2 separate regions of the Homo sapiens genome follow, and region 2 is linked to region 1. Evidence: chromatin loops called from intact Hi-C (ENCODE). Cell type or tissue: GM12878. All regions are shown on one strand. Each heading gives the region's core, and the rest is flanking DNA. Links, peaks and the distances in the headings are about the cores only. Region 1 overlaps GRM7-AS3 (GRM7 antisense RNA 3). Region 2 has its middle 580 kb from the start of GRM7-AS3.

The links. Peaks named below come from ENCODE experiments on the same cell type or tissue, not always from the same donor. Only the 100,000 strongest peaks of a DNase experiment are listed, where the experiment ranks them.
Region 2: a loop joins it to region 1, with 9 times the contacts of the local background. A loop is called at or near these places in 1 of 110 quality-filtered maps.

What each region holds. Positions count from the first base shown.
Region 1 is chr3:6,713,791-6,722,241 of GRCh38, reverse strand. All of the region lies in intron 2 of GRM7-AS3 (GRM7 antisense RNA 3), which reads left to right. It overlaps LOC105376944 (a long non-coding RNA gene), which reads right to left. Exons shown (of 8, transcript NR_188695.1): 4 at 4,575-4,673; 5 at 1,971-2,155. Among named protein-coding and RNA genes, the nearest start is that of GRM7-AS3, 87 kb to the left of the region's middle. In GM12878, for the core only: no CTCF peak of the experiment used is centred there; DNase peaks (open chromatin) are centred at 3,622, 3,987 and 4,661; H3K27ac peaks cover 1,965 bases.
Region 2 is chr3:6,225,271-6,233,721 of GRCh38, reverse strand. No RefSeq gene overlaps it. Among named protein-coding and RNA genes, the nearest start is that of GRM7-AS3, 580 kb to the left of the region's middle. In GM12878, for the core only: no CTCF peak of the experiment used is centred there; DNase peaks (open chromatin) are centred at 3,781 and 4,564; H3K27ac peaks cover 2,008 bases.

The sequences.
Region 1 (8,451 bases), core at 356-8,355:
AACATTCTAATACATGCACACACACACACATACACACACACATGCACACACACACAAACAATTGGTTAAATTGGATCTGTGATTGAAGCAGAGCGGATTCACGGAACTCATTCCACTCTATCTTCCCCTAAACATCAAGGAAGCCTCCCAAGAAATATGTAGCACAGAGGGAAACCACTAGACTGGATAATCTCAAAGGTTTATGATTCTGTCATTTTTGTTTCTGCCTGTAATATGGATCTGCTGTGAAATGAGAACCCCATATCTGCATAGAAAAAACAGCTGGCCACAAGTAACTTGTATAAAAATACAGGTAGTCACTTTTATTTCAGTTGCCACCTTTGAAGCACCATAATTTTGGGGATTGAATTATCCTTCTGAATCATAGTTTCAGCTAATAACTTCTAAGTCTTCTTGTTTGTTCGGTTTTCAAATTTAAGGAACCGTCACCTGTTACCACAGCATAACTCAGATTCTCTCAGGAAGGCACAAAACCCCTGAAACTAACTTATGCTTGTAGCTATGCTTGCTTACAGAAACAACAGTCAGATGCCAATAACCAGGAACCACCTGCAGGACAAGCTAAGCCCAGAAATGCTGCCTTCACCTGAACTTCTGCCTCAGTGCGAGACCTGACCTGATTTCTTGCCTCTTTCTCATACCAACATTTCCATCCAGTGGGGAGAAATGTACCTTGCTGGGTGCAAAAAGTGCCAATGCAAAAGAAAATGCAAGACTGCGCATACTTAACCCCTCCTGGAAGAACAAACTTTTTTCAAGGAATCCCCACCCCTGTCTCCACCTACCTGCCCAAAAGTCCTTAAAAATTTCCCTTTACTCTACTTCCAGGGAGAAGGTGCTTTGAGCATGAGCTCCCGTTCTCCATTACTTGATCAATGAATGGAATTTCTGCACTGTTTTGCCAAACCTGGTCTCCTTATATTAGTGTGAAAGGCACCAGGCACGGGGAAAAAAAAAAACCATCAGGGTCAAGGGAGGCCCTTTGAGGGTCAGTTGATAAGGGGACTACATGAATTTTTTTTTTTTTTTTTTTTTTTTTTAGACCGAGTCTAGTTCTGTCGCCCAGGCTGGAGTGCAGTGACGCGATCTCGGCTCACTGCAGCTCCGCCTCCCGGGTTCACCCCATTCTCCTGCCTCAGCCTCCCGAGTAGCTGGGACTACAGGCGCCCGCGACCATGCCCGGCTAATTTTTTGTGTTTTTAGTAGAGACGGGGTTTCACCATGTTAGCCAGGATGATCTCGATCTCCTACCTCATGATCCGCCCGCCTCGGCCTCCCAAAGTGCTGGGATTACAGGCGTGAGTCACCGCACCTGGCAAGATTTTTTCTTGTTTTTAATTCACATCAAGGCATTCTATTAAATTTAGTAATGTTTTCCAAGAGTTTTCTCAATGCTCTTATGCTCAGCTTCTCCGGAACTTTCATACAAAATGAAAATAGTTTTGCTGATTATTGGTTGCAATAAGCTATAGGGAAGAGTACAGATCTCTGGGCTGAAAAGGGATATCTTAGGGCCTGAAGTTGTGCCATGGGATTAGCAAACTGGATGGATATCATTTCTTATTAGATATTTATTAAAAATGCCTGGGGCTCTTTTAAAAGCTACCAAGCACTCAAGCTCTGCTCACCCCAGACAAATTAAATCTGAGTCTCTGAAGGTGTTCCAGTAGATAGATATTCTGTTTTATTTTCTTTGCTTGTTTTTCACATAAGTTCTAATTTTAGAATAATGTACCTTCACAAAAAGTTTCAAAGTCCGGAGAATTCTTATATACCCCATACCCAATTTCCCCTATTATTACCATCTCATATTAATACTTTCTTTTACAGTTAATGATTCAAAAGTCATATATTATTATTAGCTAAAGCCCATGCTTGATTCAGATGTTTTTAGTTTTTATCTAATGTCCTTTTTCTGTTCTAGGATCTCATCCCACATACCACATTACCTTTAATTATTATGTTTCCTTAAGTTCCTCTTGGCTGTGACAGTTTTTCATACTTCTTTGTTTTTGATGACCTTGACAGTTTTGAGGAGTACTGCTCAGGTACTATGTAAAATCTCCCTCAGTTGGGATTTGCCTGATGTCTTTTCTCATGATTAGATTGAGGTTACAGGTTTTTAGGAGGAAGACTGCAGAGAAAAAGTGCCATTCTTATCACCTCACATCAGGAATAAATGACATTTACATGACATTATTGTTGATGTTGACCTTGATCACCTACTTAGCTGAGGTGGTGTTTGTCAGATTTCTTCACTGTAAGGTACCCTTTCTTCTTTTTTATACTGCACTCTCTAGAAGAAAGTTATTATATGCAACTCACAATTAAGGGAAGGGGAGTGATATTCCAACTCCTTGAGGGGGAAATATTTACGTAAATTATTCGGAATTACTGTAATTGGGAGACTTGTCTATTCTCCCCACTTATTTATGTACATATTCAATCATCGGTTTATATCCACGTGGGCTCAAAATATTTACTTATACCTTGGATTATACTCCAATATTAAGCTATTTATTTTGCTGCTCAAATTGTTTCAGCTTTGACCATTGAGAGCTGTTTTAGTTGGCTTCTGTGTCCCCTTTATATGCTTCCATCATTTTGTCTTTTAAACACCAGCCAGGCACATCTTGCGTATTCCCTGCCCCAGCCTTAGAAGCAGCCATTTCTCCAAGAAGCCCAGGTTCCTTTTATTGGAGAATGGAACTGGAAACCAGTATCTGGGCACTTAGTGTGCTCACTGCTTCTGGGGTGTTATTGGTGCTTCTAAGACTTGTCAGTAGACAGAACTAGAAAATATATGTTGTATGTTTATTGCAGCACTATTTACGATAGAAAAGATTTGGAACCAACCCAAATGCCCATCAATGACAGACTAGATAAAAAAAAAAGTGGCACATACACACCATGGAATACTATGCAGCCATAATAAAGAATGAGTACATGTCCTTTGCAGGGACATGGATGAAGCTGGAAGCTGTCATTTTCAGCAAACTAACACAGGAACAGACAGACAAATGCTGCATATTCTCACTCATAAGTGGGAGTTGAACAATGAGAACACATGGACACAGGGAGGGGCACAACACACACTGGGGCCTATCAGGGGGTGGGGGGCAAGGGGAAGGAGAGCATTAGGACAAATACCTAATGCATGCGGGGCTTAAAACCTAGATGATGGGTTAATGGGTGCAGCAAACCACCATGACACATGTATACCTATGTAACAAACCTGCACATTCTGCACATGTATCCCAGAACTTAAAGTAAAATTAAAAAAATTAAAAATAAAAAAGTTTTAAAAAAGAAAATATACGTTGGCACTATTAACCTGTGAACACATACATATCTACATTAAAAGTAACCTGAATTCATACTGATGTCTCCTACTTGAATCCATTACTACGTGGACCATTGTACTTTTTTCCCCTTGCCCATCTATAACCTCCCACTTCAACAGTGAGAAATCTGGCACTGTTCAGCATCTATTTAAATACTTGTTCAACCCTATATACATGTAGAGTGGTTTCAGAATTGTTAGATTGTGCTTTTGTAGGAAGTAACTTTACCAATTAAAGTGCAGTGCTTATGCACACTTCCTATTGCCTTCAGTCTCAGCCTACTCAATTCCAAAAAAACTTAGATCAGCACCTTGTTTCTCTGCCTCCTTCAGTGCGGTTATGCATACTTTTGTAATACAGTTAGATTCCTTAGTCACCGTCTACATTCCATCTTGGAACCCTCTGACCTCCTGAATTGATTTTTTAAATTTACATATATTAAAGTTCAGCATTTGAGCTGTAAACTTACGTGGGTTTTGACAAGTGTTTAGTATCAAGTATACACCACTAAAATATAGCAGGGGGGCTTTCTGGAAGCTTACCATGAGATTCTAGTGTTCATCTAGCATTAGGAACCACTAGACTTTTCTGCCAAGTTCAGGTTCAGTTGTGTCCAACTTTAGTTTTTGTGTGAGCAGGATCGAGAAGACTGGTGTGTCTCTTACTGAGTAAACTGGCTAAGTTAGTTAACCTTTTTGTCCAGGTAATGTGTCCTCACATGGAGCCTCACAATACCTGCCTCAAGAGTTGTTAGAGGAATTAAATTGATCAGTAAAGATAAAGCACAGTTTAAGTGATGAAAAGCAGTAGGTATTTAGTTAATGTTAGCCATTATTTTATTTGATGTCCTCATAGTTTTTTAACATGACTCACAAAGAAAAAATTCAAAAAGCAAAGGCAAGAAAGCAGAGAGAAACAGAGAGAGAGAGAGAGAGAGATCTTTTCCTTTTGCTTTCTAACTTTCATGCATTCTAGATTAGACATTTACTAGGTTGCTTCCCCATAGAATCATTTGCGGTTATATAACAGTCCTAATGTCCAGTCTGCCCTCAGAATCACTAAATTAGAATTTCTGATGGTGGTGGTGGGGTAGAGAAAATAGCTTCAGTAGTTTTTTAAAAGATCCCCAGGTGATTTCAATGATGTCTTAGTTTGGGCTGCTAAAACAAATATATCACAAACTGGGTGGCTTTAACATTTATTTCTCACCGTTACGGAGGCTGGGAAGTCTAAGATCAAGTTGCTGGCAGAGCTGGTGGCTGGTGAGGGGAAATTCTTGGTTTGTTTTCTTGTTCTGTCTTCACCTGTCTGAGAGGAGAGAAAGAGGAAGTGAGCTCTCTCATATCTCTTTTTATGAGGGCACTAATCCCACTCATGAGGGCTTTACTCATGACCCAATCTCCTCCCAAAGGACTCACATTCAAATACCATCATAGTGGGGATTAGACATCAACATATGAATTTGAGGAGGACATAAACTTCCATTCTATAGCAAATGTGCAGCCAAGTTTGAGAACTACTAAACAGAGTAGACAAGTTTCACCTTTACTACAATTTCTCCAGATTCTCTGACTCACGGCTTTGAAAAAGACTCCAGAATATGATGAGAAAGAGCAGCTTGGCTGAATGTGTACATGAAGGTTAGAAAAAGAGTTTCATAGCTGTGATGAGTAATTTTCGTTGTGTTTCCAAATCCAATTCTTAGCACTGTATTTCATTTGATTAGCTCAACACAGTCAAGGTGAGGGCAACTTAAGTGTATTTGTCTCCCTCGGGTCTTCCTGATCAAATCTCTGGCTCTCTCTCTCTTTCTTCATTGTTTCCTGTTCCAGATAGTGGCTTTCCCCATTCTTGATGACATGTGTTTATGCCTTAATGATTATAGGTATAGCATTTCATTTGCACCTGGTCATTTCACCTTGTTTCATGGTGAGCAGGTATATAAAAACCTACCCCCGAAGGCTGAGAGGGAGCTGAGAGACCAAAGAAAGAAGCTGACAAATAGTTTCTCAGAAAGAAAATATTCAAGAGGGGCTTACAAATGAAAGGAATGTCTTGGGTGGACTGGAGATGGTAGATCTCAGCTCCAGCCTTCCAGAAAATTTTCATTTCTGTAGAAGTTTTTAGCATAAAACATACAAAGCTGGTCACATCTCATGCTTTCTTGTTACTGAGGAAGTTAGATAAGCATCTTTCTGAGGGGTGATTTATGCTGTAGGCACTGTTTTAAGACCCTGCTGCAGAATAGCTTGATATGCAGGATTCAAATGTCTGTCATCATCATGGTTTCTTTTCAAGACAGTGTCACTCTTGTCATGCCACAGGCTGCTTTCCTGCACACCTGCCTGGGGATGATATGAATATATTTTTTCCGTCTGCCTTTCTTCCCTCCCTTTCTTCCTTTCTTCTCCTCAGCATTTCCCAAACTATGTTCAAATAATTTAGTTTAATGTGAGATGTTAAAAGACATATTGAAAAAGAGGGCTGCCATAATCAAATACCTTTTAGAAAATACCATATCCTCTGTCCAACATCTGCAGCACATATTAGCATGTTAAAGACAAGGTGATGTTTGTCAATGACTTAAGTTGATTTACATTAAATTGTCCATACACATTTTTTGAGGAATACTTTTGGAGGTGGTGAGAAAAAGATGAACACTTCTTGTAAAAAGTTTTAGTCCATGCTGCTACAGAGTAGGAAATACTTATTTACTTATAATTACATAAAATGCAAAAATTTACTCCTTTCTTCTACCTGATGCAGTTTGATGTAATTTAAAATGTGAAGCTCCTTACACTCAAAATCCTATTCCAAACTGCTTCATAGACTTAGAATCACATTAAAATTTGACAAGCATAGTTTTAAATATTCATTTATTCATATTCAGGCCTGGTATGGTTGCTCATGCCTGTAATCCTGGCAATTCGGGAGGCCAAGGTGGGCAGATCACTTGACTCCAGGAGTTTGAGACCAGCCTGGGCAACCTAGTGAGACCTCATCTCTACTAAAATTCAAAAGAATTAGCTGGGTGTGATGGCTCATGCCTGTAGTCCCAGTCCCAGGGGACTGAGGCAGGAGAATCGCTTGAACCTGGGAGGTCAAGGCTGCAGTGAGCCATAATCATGCCATTGCACTCTGGCCTACACAACAGAGTGAGACCCTATCTCAAAAAAAAAAAAAATATATATATATATATATATAATATTCAAAATGCAGTGACTACCTACCATTTTTCAGGCACTTGTATGTATTGATTCATCTTATTGATTCTTTACATCAACCACGTAAGATATTATTCTCTTGTAAGGAGAGGACAAAAAAGACAAATAAATGGAAGTATTTGTCTAAAGCAGGATTCTTCTCCTTGGCGCTGTTGATATTTTGGGGCAGATGAGTCTATGTTGTTGAGGAGCCATGATGTGCGCTGTAGGACGTTTAGCTGCATCCCTGGCCTCTACTATCACATGACAGTAGTGACCGCCCCTTCCCCCTCAAGCTGTGACAATGAAAAGGCCTGTATACATTGTTAAATGTTCTCTGTGGAGCAAAAGTACCCCATCAGTTGAGAACCATTGGTCTAAACCCATGCAATGAATAAAATGCCAAAGTTAGTGCTTTTAGTTTCCTTTCTAGACATTTATCTACTTCTCAAAGACAATGCCCTTATGGTTCAAGACCCATCACGCATAATCACTTGCCATGCCCCTTCTAAAATGTCATTATCTTTATTACATGATGCAGTATCTCTTACTGGTTAGCCCAGCCAGTGCAAATGACCCGAGACTGAGTTCCATTCTCATGTAAAAAATTGATGTCGGCTAGAGGAACAAATGAGAGCCACAGGCTCTTGTCTTGAAAATGTGTGGTAGGGGTGTAAACTGGAATGTCCAAATGAATCCTTGTGGCTGCTAAAACAGATGGTAGGTCAGTAATTTTGTCTCTGGATATAGAGCAGGACACTATTATTGGAGCTCCACAGTGTGGTAACCTCCTAGAGTATGTGCCATTTTGCAATCTGGCATCTAGTTTCTTTATCATTATTAAATCCTTTGCACACAATGACGATTATTAGATTTTTCTTTGTCTCTTTGGCATTTGGTTTTTCCCTTCTAAATGTTAGCCAGATTTCGGTTTCAGAAATTCTTTTTTTTCCTATCAGTTATGGGATTTCTCCTAGAACTATAATCTCATTTCATGTCAATCTCCTTAATTTCCTCATCACCTATGTTGTCTTCATTTACCTTTTTAAAGTCTTGTATCTCTTTAGCCCCTTGGGAACTTAATACTTGTCTCTGGTGTTTCTTCCCATTCTCCTTTATACACAGAGGACCATAGATCATTTTTTGTTTTGTAGACATAGGTGCTTCTTCTGTCAATAAATTACCTCCTTCCTGCTTTTGAGGAATCTGAATGCCCAACTACTATCTCCCCTCATCAGATAAAACCCATCTTTAACATTTGTATCTATAGGCAGAGAGAGTGAGGAGAGAGAGAGAGAGAGAGAGAGAGAGAGAATTTTTTTCTTAAAATAAAAAATAAATTCTCGGCTGATATTTCCTTCCAGGTAGTTTTCCTAGATAAAGGTAGAACAGTCCTGTTCAATCTCTTCTGACACTGAATTTCAGAAGACACCAAAGGTAGGGCCAAAATCTCTGAGTTGACTATGATGTGTTTTGGCCCAAGGCTGAGTTATGCGAAGTCTAGGAAATGAAAATTAAAGATGTGCCTTTCAGTTCTCTTGCTCTCAGTAGCTTTCCAGATGGGCCAGAAGTGTTCTGCAGCCCCGGAGCCAAATTGCCTATGGATGAAAGATACCCATGTGGCATAACAGGGAGGCTTGCTCCTTTTCAACCTCTTTGCACAAGTTCACAGGGACTGGAGATTCTTTCCTTTTAATCTAGAGGAAAAAATCCTCAAAATAGAAAAAGGCATCAATAGTTAACTCCCAGCTAGAGAGAAGAAGGTGATCTTTTATCAAATATTATTTGAGAGGTTTAGAGTGTTTCTTCACACTCCATAATCACTTTAAAAATCTCCCTCAACTACCTCTACTTATCTTCTTAAAGATTGCTTTCTTCTTTTA
Region 2 (8,451 bases), core at 264-8,263, 490 kb after region 1:
GATGAATATCTCTAGTCACAGCCACTTATATAGGAATTTACATTTAAAAGTAATTGCTATAGAACATAATTGGTTGATTAGGTGTTCTCAACTCCTTAGGCCCTTTTCAAACCTTAACTGTATGATACATGGCAGGCTTTCAGAGGACAAATTTGTGTAAAAAGAAATGTAATTTGTCCCTTATAAATATCAAGTTAGAAAATGTTATCAGCTACTCCACATCCTCCCGAGGCTAGTCATTGCCTTGCACGGTAGCAGTCATTGGTTACCAGGATGGGCGTAATTGATGTGGAGATATAAATTATAGACTTGGTTCCAAATCCATCTAATGTGACTGAGCGATTACATAAGTTACTTTAAGAAAAATCCAGTAACATTATTTTATTAATCTTAGGAATCACAAGTCTCCATATCATTAGGGAGTTCATGATATCCCTCTTATGGTTTCACCTTCTCAAATTTCATAAGCTCCAATAGGCTTCGTATTAGGGGTGGGGGCAGTTGGACTTCTTTTTTTCTTTCTTTTTTTTTTTGGAGGGTGGGGAGAGAGAGTCTTGCTCTGCTTCTCAGGCTGGAGTGCAGTGGCGCGATCTCGGCTCACTGCAACCTCCGCCTCCCGGATTCAAGCAATTCCCTACCTCAGCCTCCCGAGTAGCTGAGATTACAGGCACCCACCACTACACCCGGCTAATTTTTGTATTTTTAGTAGAGGCAGAGCTTCACCATCTTGGCCAGGCTTGTCTTGAACTCCTAACCTCGTGATCCACGTGCCTTGGCCTCCCAAAGTGTTGGGATTACAGGCGTGAGCCACCGCGCCTGGCCAGTTGGGCTTCTATACTGCAACAGGAAAAAAAAAAAAAATTGGCATCTTGGTATTTCATCAGTCCTCTATTGTCTTGCTTTTTGTTGCTACCCAGGCTCTGTGTCATCTATGGGCTCTATCCAGCCCCAAAGAGGAGGGTACACTACTGAGATAACAGTTCAGAGACCTGAAACTCACATAGATAATCCTTGATGTTTCTAGAGGAGACAATCTCTCTACTCAATGCCAAACTCAAACCTAAATACCCTGCCATAGGGTTCGTGGAGTTACATCCCAAGTCATTTTATCCTTCCAATTCACATTCGCATCCTTAAAGCACAGCAGCAAAAAGGACAGAACTAGTGTTTGTACTCTGCACCTCATGGACCTAGAATTCCCAACTCTGCTCTCTGCAGAGATTTGGCTATAAAAGTCAATCAGGCCTGGTGCAGTGGCTCACGCCTGTAATACCAGCATATTGGGAGGCCATGGTGGATGGATCACTTGAGGCCAGGAGCTTGAGATCAGCCTGATCAACATGGTGAAACCCCATCTCTACTAAAAACACAAAAATTAGCCAGGTGTGATAGTGCGCGCCTGTAGTCCCAGCTACTTGGGAGACTGAGGCCGGATAATCGGTTGAACTCAGGAGGTGGAGGTTGCAGTGAGCCAAGATTGCACTGCTATATTCCAGCCTGGGTGGCAGAGTAAGACACTGTCTCAAAAACAATCAAACAAACAAGAAAAACCTCAAACAACAACAACAATAACAAAAACCCCAAAAGTCAATCAGATGTTTTTTCTCCACAGTTAAAAATTAATAGGGCTAGTCATATTCATTTCCTTGGACAATAAATCCACTTTCTCAAAAAAGACTCCCTTTGAGTAATTTGTAGGTGACATAGTCTAAGAAAAGCTTCTTTCAAGTGATTCCAAGGTAATTTTTCTGTTACTACTCTTACTTAGAAAAGAGAGATTAAAAAAAAAAGCCACAAATTTAATCCCAATGAAAGTAATTTGCTACCATGCACCTAGTATTATTTCAGTGAAATAAAGTCTTCCTGCATTAAAGGTATCTCTTATAAACCTCCTGTGCCTTATTGGTGCTTTATTAATTGAGGCTATTTATATATTTATTTGTATCTGATATGGTTTGGCTCTCTGTCCCCACCCGGATTTCATCTCGAATTTCAATCCCTATGTGTCAAAAGTAGAAACTGTAATCCTCACATGTCCAGGGAGAGAGGTAATTGGATCATGGGAGCAGTCTCCCCTGTGCTATTCTCATGATGGTGAGTGAGTTCTCACGAGATCTAATGGTTTTATGTGTTTGACAGTTCCTCCTTCACACTCAGTCTCCCTCTCTCTCTCCTGCTGCCATGTAAGATGTGCCTGCTTCCCCTTCCGCCACGATTGAATGTTTCCTGAGGCCTCCCCAGCCATGTGCAACTGAGTCAATTAAACTTCTTTTCTTTATAAATTACTGAGTCTTGGGTATTTCTTTTTAGCAGTGTGATAACAGACTAATACAATATCTCACTTAATTTCACACATTTTATAACCTGAATTATTTCATATTTTCAATCCTCGCATTATTTCCTCTCAATGAAAGTTAAGAAAGGTCTCTTCCAACAGAACATTTATTTGTGTTATGTTTGTCACCATGTTGGCCTGCCCAAGAAGATTCCTAGGCAGGGCCTGTGCCATTTCACCCTTTTATCCACAGTCCTCGGCACACTGCCTAGCACTTTAAGATGTTAAGCCATTCTTAGCAAAAATGTGTTCATTTATGGATAAGAGGGAAGACAGACAGAATAGAGAGAGGGAGAGGGAAGAAGAGAATGAGGGAGGGAGGTAGCCATAATGATTTATGCCGTTGTTTCATGTCATTTTAGTCTCTAGATATCTTCTAATCAAAATAAAAATAAATTCTGGAAAGTAACAGTGATTATATTATTAGTTGCAAAGACATTGATGGGGAATTCTTTACCTGATTTTATAGTAGCGACAACTTCCTCAGTAAGATGGATACCAGTAAGTAAAGCTGTCAATAATGGAAACTAGAGCATGACAGAGGGCAGGTGTGACCAGCAGACCACAGTCCAAGGACTTTTGTACAACTAAGGCCACTGTGAGATTCCAGACACAGGGATGAATGTCAAAAAGCGGGTAGGAGAGTTGAGAGGCTAGGGAAAAAAATTACTGATAACTCTTCCTCCTATGTACCAGCTTATGAACTTTGGGCTTAGAAGTAACGTACCCATCACACAATGCATCCTGTCTGTTTCATTAGGTGAAAAGGAGCAATGGATGCCAGGAATGATTTAGGAGGAGGATCAGACTTGGAAACAGAAGAATTGGGCTTGGGAATACCTCCACCACTTCCCTACTGTCTGTTAGCTTACCTGAACCTATAAAAATGTACATAATCATAACAGACCTCCTAGGGCTGTTGTAAGTACAGAATCAAATAATATACCTGAAGCCTGCTGATGAATGTTCAAGCACTGGGCAGACCCAGTGAGGTGTTTTTGTTGCCCGGAGATAATTGAAACTAAAATCACTTTTGAGAGACAACTGAAAGTTTTCACACTTTGATCTCGTATGTATAATTTGGAAAATTATAGTGCATGGTCAGTTCTGAAACAGAGGAGGTAACTACTTATCTTTGACTTTCAAGGATTTGGGATGAAATTTGAAACCAAAAATCAAAGAATTACCTTGTGAAACATGCAGAAATCCCAGCCCTTAGCTGTGAAAAGCAAACTCATTTTAACTCTGAAATCCCCCACTATGGGAAATTTCAGAATATTCTCTTTGCGTAAAAAATGCACTGATTATAGACCAGAAACCACTGTAAATTCCAATTTCTGAAAAAGAAAACTACCCTGTGGGACAACCGCTATTTGTTTTTCTTTTAAAGAATAGGTGGTTGATTAAGACAGAAACAAATGCGCGTGGTGGCTCTTTAATTCTCACCAAAAAAGATCTGCTAATGACTAAACAAGTATGTGTAGCAGTTGAGTCTCTGGAAATTAAAAAATCAGCTTCACACAGACTTTCCAGAAATGAAACATCATGTGTAGCTAGCTATTCCTTCATTCTTACTTAAGTCACTAAGTGTTAAGTATGTCCACCAAAACCTATTAACAGCTAGAGAGTAACTGATAAGAACAATATTCACTACAACTGAGTAGTTAATGGCACAGACTTTACCAATCTCAGATCTGAACATATGGTCAAGATTTGATATCTGCCACACAAATGTGGGAATGTTCTTTTAATCTGAAAGTCTCAGTCTCATCCATAAAATAGGGATAATAATAGCCACCTCATAGTGTTGTGAAGGCCAAATGAGGTGGAGCAGGCAGAGCATTTGTCACAATGCCTGGCACAGGGTAGGTCCTCAGTAAGCCTTAGCTATGAAAATAAACACACTTAGACCTAAGCATCCGGGTATACAGCCCTAAGTTAGCCCACAGTACTATCATAATACAGGTCGATGCTATATTTGCCTTCATAATATGTTTCTACCTATTGAATTCTAAAGGTAAATTTCTTCCAAATCATCAAGCCAAATGGACATTTCAGAAAAAGAAGCTGTGACTGTCCTATAGATTTTTCTAATTATGAGTATGGAAGTCCCAAGCACAGGTTAAGTAAACACCTTGCAGCCAAGAACCCAAATATTTTGGTTTGTGTGCTCAGTATTGAAAGTTTGAACATGAAAGTTAAAATGGAAAGAGAATTTGGCAAATCAGTTTCCTTCTGACAGTAGGATGATCTCATTTCACATACGAACCCATTTAATGACTTGAGTCACATAACTAAAATCAATCACGTATTTTACCTAATGTAATCTAGTTCAACCAAGAAAGAATTACCATAGAAGACCTGGGCTTACTGCTGGAAATAATACTAGAATACAAAATGTATTAACCCCACAAAAGAGCTCAAACTCATGATGATTTTGCATTTTATTTCTGAAATGAATCGTAATTACCTGTCCCCTTACACCTGTTCAACCCTTTACTCCCAAATAAATCATAGGAACATGGATTGGAAATAGCCTTAAATAAAACATATTTAATGCAGCAAATACAGCACCCCAGTCCACGTAAGTTCTGACAAATATAGTCTTATGATTTCTAACAGCTTTGCAGGAGATGACAAGTGCCCCTTTGAAGCACTGTCATTGTTCCATGTTGGAGAATGGAGTATACTGGTATACAAGCTCTCCCTGACTGTGGCTAGATGAAATGGCATTGCCCAGGAAAGAAATAATGGGACAAATCATTGCTATAAACACAACGTTATAATATTCTACAGAGCTTCATTATAATTCTTTCAGCATTTTCTCACTCTATTTTGGGGCTCCTCTATTCTATTACACTGTATTGCTGCCTCAAGTTTATGGGGCTCCCTATCTCAGGATAATATCTCCAAAATCACTAACTTGCCTGGAAAAATTAATGCTTCCCATTATTTCATGTAACTTGAGAATCAAATCAATGTGGAATGAAACAGATCCTGCTGCTTACTAGACATGAGAACTTGAGCAAATATCTTAGCTTCTTTGTGTCTTTTATTCCTTACTTGGGATAATATTGTTCTGATGATGAAATGAAGTAAGAATTCCAGAGAGTCCAGCATAATGTCTAGGATGTCATGATGTGCCAAATAACCAATAGTTTTCTCTTTTTTTTCCACTCTGGTTCATAACCCAACACTCCCAGAAATTTTATCAGGCTAGATTCTGGAGAGGTAGATCTTTACAAATTGAAAGTCCATGTTTCTGATTAAAACAATGGCCTGCGTCCAAAAATAATGGTAAGAGTATATACTTCCTGGTATCACATTTTACATGTTTAATCCCATTCAATACTCTCAGAACGCTTGTGAGGCAGATATCAACATTATTTCTTTTATAAAGGTATAAAAGCTGAAGCTCATAAGGGTTAATCATTTGCCTTCTGTCTCCCAGCAAATAAGTGAAAAAGTTAGAATGCGAACTTAGCTCTCTCTGCCTCGAACTCCTTCCTTATTTGTATATTAGTAGTTACTGAGTAGTAACGTAAGAATTGGGCTCCAAGCAGTATTCTTTAAAGTAGAGCCCTTGAAATCACCTGCATCAAAATCAATTGTGGTACTTATCAAAAATTCAGATTCAGGGACTATCTCCAGTCGTACTAAAGCAAAATCTATGGGGCTTTGGGACCTCACATTTTTCACTTTTAGTAAGTTGTCCAGACGTTTCTTCTGCTAAGTAAACTATCAAAGGCTTTCTTGTAGTCTATTGCAGATGTCTGTCTTAGTTATCTTGGGCTGCTATAATAAAAATACCATAGACTGGGTGGCTTAAAGAACAAACATTTATTTCGCACAGTTCTGGAGACTGAGAACTTCTAGAAGCATTCCAGGAAATTCCTTGACTGGTGAGGGCCCTCATTTTGGTTTGCCATCTTCTCATTGTATCTTCCCATGGGTGGGGGGAGAGAAAGAGAGAAAGAGAGGGATTGAGAGAGAGAGAGAGAGAGGGAGAGAGCACTAGTGCTCTGTATCCTCCAGCCACTTATGAGAATACCAATCCCAACATGGGGGCTCCACTCCCAGGATGTTATCCAAACACAGTTACCTCCCAAATACTTTATCTCCAAATACCATCCCATATCTCCAAATACCATCCCATCTCAACATATATCCAAATATATCTTCAAATACCATCCCATCTCAACACATACATTTTGAGAAAACACAAATATTCAGTCCATAGTATTCTGCCCCTGGCCTCCCAAAATTTATGTTCTTCCCACATGCAAAACACATTCATTCCATTGCAACAGCCCCAAAAGTCTCACCTAGTTCCAGCCTCAACTCTCAAGTCTGAAGTCCAAAGTGCCATCAAAATATTATTTAATTCAGATATGAGTGAGAGGCAAGGTAAAATTTCCTCCTAGCTGTGAAACCAGATAAGTCATGTGTTTGCAAAATACAATGGTGGGACAGGGATAGGATGAGTATGTCAATTCCAAAGGGAGAAGAAAAAAAGTGGTGATGATTCCCAAGATTAAAGTTTCACAGGAAAAACTCTATTAAAGCTTAAGGCTTGAGAAAAATCCATGTTGGCTTGAGGGTCTGCCTGTGGACCTAGTGGATTCATTAGGTCTCACCCCAGGGCCCTCTCTGCTTAGCTCCTGTTCCATGAAGTCTAGTACAGGATTGGCCAGTTGGTCTCTAGTGAAGTGACAAATGTCCACAGGTTTTACTCAATTAAAAAATAATTGAAAAAAAATAAAAGTTTGCAGCCCTAAAACTCTTTTGGTGCCACAAGCAGAACAGCAGACTGGATTTTCCATTGGTCCTTATTTCCACGTTTCTACCCAGTGGAGAACTTGGCAGTGTAGGATTCTAGTTTGCATACCTACATACATAGTCCAACAGAAATATGCAGGCTTAATTATTTTGCCCTTTTCATTACATTAGAAAACTGTGTTTCAATTATAGGAGAAAACTTTCTTCTTAAGAAAGAGATGGAGACTGATAAGAATAGATACTACACTGGATTGGTGGCTCATGCCTATAATCCCAGCACTTTGGAAGGCCGAGGCGGGTGGATCACGTGAGGTCAGGAGTTCGAGACCAGCCTGACCAACACGGTGAAACCCCATCTCTACTAAAAAATACGAAAATTAGCCATGCTGCTGGCAGGCGCCTGTAATCCCAGCTACTTGGGTGGCTTAGGCAGGAGAATTGCTTGAACCCAGGAGGCGGAGGTTGCAGTGAGCCGAGATCATGCCATTGCACTCCAGCCTGGGCAACAGAGCAGGACTCTGTCTCCAAAAAAAAAAAAAAAAAAAAAAAAAAAGAAGCAGAAAAGGAAAGAAAAGAAAAAAGAAAGGGATGGAGAAGCTGGATTTTAACATTTCTTTCTTCTTCCTTTCTTGTCTTCCCAGTTGTTTTTTTTTTTTTTTTTTTTGTAGAAGTATACTTACTTGCGGAAAACTATATTACTCAGTTAAGTAGTTTACATTTAAAGTTAAGGCTTTCAATGGGGAACAAATATGTCATGAAGACTCTAAAATATTACTGTGAATCAGCAAAAGGCAGTTCTGGGTTTCAGGTGCTAGAAATGTACTGAAGCATATATTACAGAGTCTGTGCTACCAAAAGAACATCCCGAAGAAACAAATAGATCTATTTATCCTGAGTCCTGCCTGCTTCAGCCTGCAAGATGTGATTTGCTGAATGACAGAACTTATTTCTATGAACTAACAAAAGCCAGAAAGGGGTCATTAGGGAGCCAGAGATTGCTGAATTTCCATTCCAGACCTTGAACTGCATATAATAAATGGTGAAAGGGAAAAGATGCAAAGACCAAGAATCATTGATTGGTACTTTTGTGAAGATGTTCTCATAACTCAGGGAAAAGATATCGAAGTCTTCCTTCTTCATCCTCCAGAGGCTTCCTGACTCAGTGAGTTGAAAGGCAAGTGAGAAAACCAGCAGCTCTGGAGGACTGATTTGGCTTGTCACAAGATCTGGGTCTAAAGACAAATGGTTCCCTCAGCTTGAAAATGGATGTGACCAAGCTAACCATCCTTTTGTCTCCTGGGTTAGGAGGTGAATGGGAGTTACCTCTAAAGGCAGAC